Linked DNA regions of Mus musculus: region 2 is linked to region 1. The links are chromatin loops, found by intact Hi-C in ENCODE. Cell type or tissue: left cerebral cortex. All regions are shown on one strand. Links, peaks and the distances in the headings refer to the core of each region. The heading gives the core; the rest is flanking DNA.

Evidence for each region. Hi-C counts contacts between places; a loop is a spot of excess contacts. Peaks named below come from ENCODE experiments on the same cell type or tissue, not always from the same donor. Only the 100,000 strongest peaks of a DNase experiment are listed, where the experiment ranks them.
Region 2: it touches region 1 in a loop (2.7-fold over the local background); 2 of 42 quality-filtered maps call a loop at or near these places.

What each region holds. Positions count from the first base shown.
Region 1 is chr10:57,538,814-57,541,738 of GRCm38, forward strand. No RefSeq gene overlaps it. Among named protein-coding and RNA genes, the nearest start is that of Serinc1, 7.7 kb to the left of the region's middle. In left cerebral cortex, for the core only: a CTCF peak has its summit at 1,757; no DNase peak of the experiment used is centred there.
Region 2 is chr10:57,720,150-57,723,074 of GRCm38, forward strand. All of the region lies in intron 3 of Pkib (protein kinase inhibitor beta, cAMP dependent, testis specific), which reads left to right. Among named protein-coding and RNA genes, the nearest start is that of Fabp7, 63 kb to the right of the region's middle. In left cerebral cortex, for the core only: no CTCF peak of the experiment used is centred there; a DNase peak (open chromatin) is centred at 1,589.

The DNA of each region.
Region 1 (2,925 bases), core at 250-2,749:
AATATATATGTTTTATGTGATCAATTATGATAAAATATATGCTTTAACATTAACATAAGTTCACAATCTTTTAAGAGAAGTTCAGGAGTAATCCCAACATGAATCATGTAATAGAAATACACAGAAGGGGGCTGAGTCATAGGGCACTAGGGATGAACTTTTCATCAGAAGACAGTCTAGGTACCCCCCCCCACAACTATAAATAATGAATTGAGCCACCATGTAGAGTGTGGGTATAATGATTTGACCCTGAGAACAACAGAAAATAGAAAAAGCTGACGATAAGTATTGTCCACATGCATTGAAATTTCATATTGTACCACAAAATGCATACAACTATTAAGGTTTAATAAGGTGTTGACAGATACATAATTATTAAGTTTTATGGTAATACTAAAGGCTTCAATAATAGATTTGTAAAGAACAATATCAACCAGTTTTTCCCAGTATGAGTGAAGTTAATGTATTCAATTTCTAGAGATAACAATTTTGTCTGGAATGTGAACTTCTTGTGTTCCAGTTGTTTAAGTGTTGGAGGTATATTTTCCCAAAATAATTTCTTGTCCATCCCCACAAAAAATGCTTTTAAAAATATCTTAGTACATGAATTATATTCTTAAAAATATTAATACAAAAGTCGTTCTCCTTAGGTCTCATAATCCACCGGTCTTTATATGAATCTCTCATCAGTTTTAAAAGAAAGCTTTAAATGGACTGTTTTACTCAAAGTTCTATTGCTGTGAAGAGCTACCATGACATTATAAAAGACACCATGACTCTTACAAAAGGAACATTTAATTGGGGGTGGCTTTCAGTTCAGAGGTTAGTTCATTACCTGAGAAAGAGAGAGACACTGGGCATGGCTTGAATATTTGAGACTCCAAAGCCCACCCCCAGCAACACACATTCTCCACACCCATTTCAACAAGGACACACATCTAAATAGTGCCACTCCTTGTGCCTATGCCTACGCCTACGCCTACGCCTACGCCTACGCCTACGCCTACGCCTACGCCTACGCCTACGGAGGCTGTTCCTATTTAGATCACCATAAACATAAGAAACAATGTGGAAATGGAAGATTTTTAGGAAAACTAAGCTCCATTTATTTTTGGTTTTGAGCCTAGCCTTTAATAGCTGAACCATCTCTCCAGCCCAAGTTCCACTGTATATGGAAATTATAAATTTCTGCACAATTATAATTATAATTATATTTCTGCACAATTATAATTATAAATTACTGCACAATTCCATAATTCTAAAAAAAAAGTAAAAGACACCTTGGCTTCTAAAAATAAAATGCCTAAATTTGAATAAAATCTGAAAATAATTTCTGTGGAGATGATTAAGAGCAATTCTTGTTCTTGCAGAAGATCCAGGTTCGATTCCCAGCACCCACACACTGGTATATAGCCATCTGTAACTAACTTCAGATCCAGGAATCTAATGTCCACATCTGACCTCCACAGGTGTCAAGTGCACACATGGTTCACAAATATACTTATAGGCTAAACACTCATACACAAAACATAAAATGAATAAATCCTTTAAAAAAAAATCTAAAGATAGTTTTGGGTTGTATGACCTAAGGAGAGAAAGGGCATATGAGTATTTTATGGCATTCTTCCTAAAGAAATTCAATCCCAAATTTAAACTTTTAAATAGTTAATTAAATATCTGAATAGTTAGTCAAAATTTCTGTAAGAATAATTCAGAGATTGGAACGTAATAACCCATAGGTGTCACTATTAACTTAGAATTTGAAGATAACACATTGTGATGCGTTCTTTTCAGTGAGTTTGTATAAAGAAAAAATAAACTCAAAAATGAATAATTTCAAAGGTACAAAAAATCTTCTTTTTATCTTCATTTAATCTTAATGTTAAAATAGCAAAAGAACAATATTCCTTTCACATAGGTTTTCTTTTGCTGAAGACTAAGCCATTGTGTTCCACAACTAGATACTTTTTACACCAGTGAAGTAAATGTCACAAGAATTCATTACATCAGGAAAACCTTCCATAAATTCAGGAAAAGAGTGCATAATCACAACGTAAATAATGACATAGGCTGAGGTGCAAACATGTGTCTAAGGCTAAACATGCTGCTTTCTAAGAGTTAAGAAGAGAGAGAGAGAGTGACTACTTAAAAAATACTAAGGAAATTTCCAAAGCAGTTGACCTCTTAATGGCAGTTAGATAAAGTGTTTATGACTTCACGCCAGCAAGATGGTTCAGCAGGTAAGGCCTCTTGCCACCGTGGCAACCTAAAATACACGATGAAGGAGAGACTCAGCTAAGCTACTGCAAGTTGTCTTCTGACTTCTACATGTGCTAATAGTACATATATCCAGACGCATGCAGAAATGCACTCGAGAAAATGGATAAATGTAATTTAAAAATGTAAAAGTATTTGTTGACTTTACATAGAGTTCTACAAAATATAAGATAATCATACTGGAAACTTTATATCGAAACAAAGCATTAATTGAGCAGAATTATATTATAGGAAGAAACTACTCCCTTGTTATTCATCAAATTTCTGAATTCTTATGAAGCATGATATAAGAAGATCCAAGTTACCCCTTGCCCATATAAATCTGAACCACTTTTTTAATTTGAAATGTCTAATATCCATCTTAAAAAGAATAAAAGGAACAGATGAAGTTATATTTGATTAAATATTAAGTAAACATACTGCTAATTCTCGTGCACGTTTCCATACCTCATTCCGTTGCCTGCAAATCTTGCGAATCCAATCATAAAGCTCTGATGTGAGTGTTCAAGGACTGTGGGAAATCTTTTCTCCCAATTTGTTCCTACTAGCTCTCCATGCAGAAACAGATGAGCTAAACTTATTAGATGGGAATGTGTCAAGCACATAGTTAAATATGGAAAGAGGCTGCCTTTGCTTAAGTGTTAGTCC
Region 2 (2,925 bases), core at 276-2,775, 180 kb after region 1:
ACACCAGAAGATGCTCCAACATGTAATAAGGACACATGCTCTGCTGTGTTCATATCAGCTTTATTTATAATATCCAGAAGCTGGAAAGAACCCAGATATCCCTCAACAAATTAATGGATACAGATAATGTGGTACATTACACAACGGAGTACTACTCAGCTGTTAAAAACAATGAACTCATGAAATTCCTAGGCAAATGGATGGAACTAAAAAATTATTCTGAGTGAGGTAACCCAATCACAAAAGTACACATATGATATGCACTCACTGATAAGTGGATATTAGCCCAGAAGCTCAGAATTTCCAATATACAATTCACAGACCACATGAAGCTCAAGAAGAAGAAAGACCAAAGTGTGAATACTTTGGTCCTTAGAAGGGGGAGCAAAATACCCATGGGAGGAGATACAGAGATAAAGTGTGGAACAGAGACTGAAGGAAAGGCCATCCAGAGACTGTGCCATCTGGAGTTCCCTCCCTTATAAAGTCACAAACTCAGACACTATTGTGGGGGCCAACAAGTGCTTGCTGACAGTTGTCTGATATAGCTCTCTCCTGAGAGGCTCTACCAGTGCCTGGCAAATACAGAGGTGGATGCTCTCAGACAACCATTGGACTGAGCACAGTTTCCCCAATGGAGGAGCTAGAGAAAGGACCCAAGGAGCTGAAAGGGTTTGCAGCCTGATAGGAGGAACAACAATATAAACCAACCAGTAACCCCAGAGCTCCCAGGGAATAAACCACCAAGCAAAGAGTACACATGGAGGGACTCATGGCTTCAGATGCATATGTTGCAGAGGATGGTCTAGTTGATCATCAATGGGAGGAGACCCCTTGGTCTTATGAAGGCTCTATGCCTCAGTGTAGGGGCATGCCAGGACCAGGAAGTGGGAGTGGGTGGGTGGTTGAGCAGGGTTATTGGGGAGTGGATAGGGGGTTTTCAGAGGGGGAAGCCAGGAAAGGAGATAACATTTGAAATGTAAATAAAGAAAATATCTAAGAAAAAATGGGAAAGAAAGGTGGCTGAAGGGAGCAGACTGTGTCTCATGTCAGTAGATGTTGCTTCCTCTTTGTGGCTTGTGGGATGTTGCAGGGCTTGCATGTGTTTACATGGATAAATAGCTGATCTGTTGTTACCCAAAGAAGCAACTGTCTTGCATCTTTTACCATGTTTAGAGGAGGTCTGTGCATTCAATGCAGAAAACTACAAAATAAGTGTCTCTACCAACAGAGAACTGGAGAAAACTAACATAAAGTATAAAGATATTGAGAGCTAGAGAGAGAAAACCTTGCCTCCCTTCTCCTCTCCTCTCCCTTCCCCTCCCCCTCCTTTTCCATGGGAGTGTTCATTGCTGAAGCCTCACACATGCTAAGCCTTCATTCTATCACCAAGTTAAGTCCTTAGCCCCTAAGTATCAGCTGAGACCACTATCTTTCCTTTTCTCTTTGCTTTTGGCCAAGAAAAACACTCACTTCCCAAAACATACTTTTTAGAATTCCTTTTTGCTGCTGTTATTCTAGGTATTTGTTTCCCCAGACAGTCTGACTCATACTGCTCTTCTAAGCACTAAGTTAGCGGGTAAAAAATTTATTTGACATGTTGTGCACTGAATAAGTAGTGGTTTCAAGCTGGGCGTGGTGGTGCACGCCTTTAATTCCAGTACTTGGGAGGCAGAGGCAGGCGGATTTCTGAGTTCGAGGCCAGCCTGATCTACAAAGTGAGTCAAAGTGAGTTCCAGGACAGACAGAACTACAGAGAAACCCTGTCTCGAAAAATCAAAAAAAAAAAAATAGTGGTTTCACTGTGGGAAGTGACAGAGAGGGATCAAGAGATGAGAAAAGAAGGAAACTATCCAGCTGTTTATATTCTTAGCTTCAAGTAAAGACATCTACAGAAAGGCTGGTGTGGGAAACAGCATGCATTGTATAGTATATAGGTAGAGAAGCTGTAAGATCTGTTTGTAGCTACACTTTCAACAAAGAAACACACCATTTTCTAGCATTCTCCTAAGTCTACTGGGATTTTTGTACTATGTATGTATTATACACTGTTATGTGTATATGTGCATACATTATGTATGTATGTATATATGTATGTATAAATCTAGTACTCTGTTTAGCTTGAACATCTTACTTCATTTGTGCTTATACTTTACCCTCCATATTTTGGAGACTGCAAAGCAGCTGGAGCGCATGCATATATGACTGTATTATGGCCTTTTGTTAAAAGCTATATTTTCAAGTAAGATCAAGTATGTTCAGGGCAATACAAATGGCATTACCTCATTGGGAATGCGTGGCTTCAGTAGAATCTTCTAAAGTTCAAATGGTTCCAGCTCTTATAAGCAGCACAGTTGATAAAGCAGAACTCAGATAGAATCCTCTGTTAATTCTGAAAATGATGACGAGGTGGCTTTGCTGGTGAGTCAGCTACCTTGGTTAGCAAACAGTCATGTAATTAATTTTTTAAGCTTGCAAAATTTAAAATGCCTTGAAGCTTATCTCAGTCTGGTTTCCCTGGGTTGTATTACTTCCTCATCTTCCTATGAACTACGTTTTTAAAAATCTCACAAAGCATTAAAAGAGAGCAGTTGTCTTTCTATGTTTACCACTCCTTACAAAATATAAAAAGGCACTACTGCCCAGAAAAAGAGAAATAAAATGGCTATTTAGGGAAGGGAGAAACATTCGCTTCGTGATTTGCTCTTTATATGCTCAAAATAGTAATGCTACTAGGACCTTTCTGTGCTAGAACTGTCTGCTGACTCAGTTTGTCTAGCTTCAATCTTTCTATATTATTAAAGAAATATATGTTCAGTTTTTAAACATTAAAATGTATCAAAGGAACTGAAAGCTGGTTGATATGGTCCATGTTCTGTCTGCAGATCCCAAATAGGCCTTTTTTTCCTTTGCATAAAATCGAAG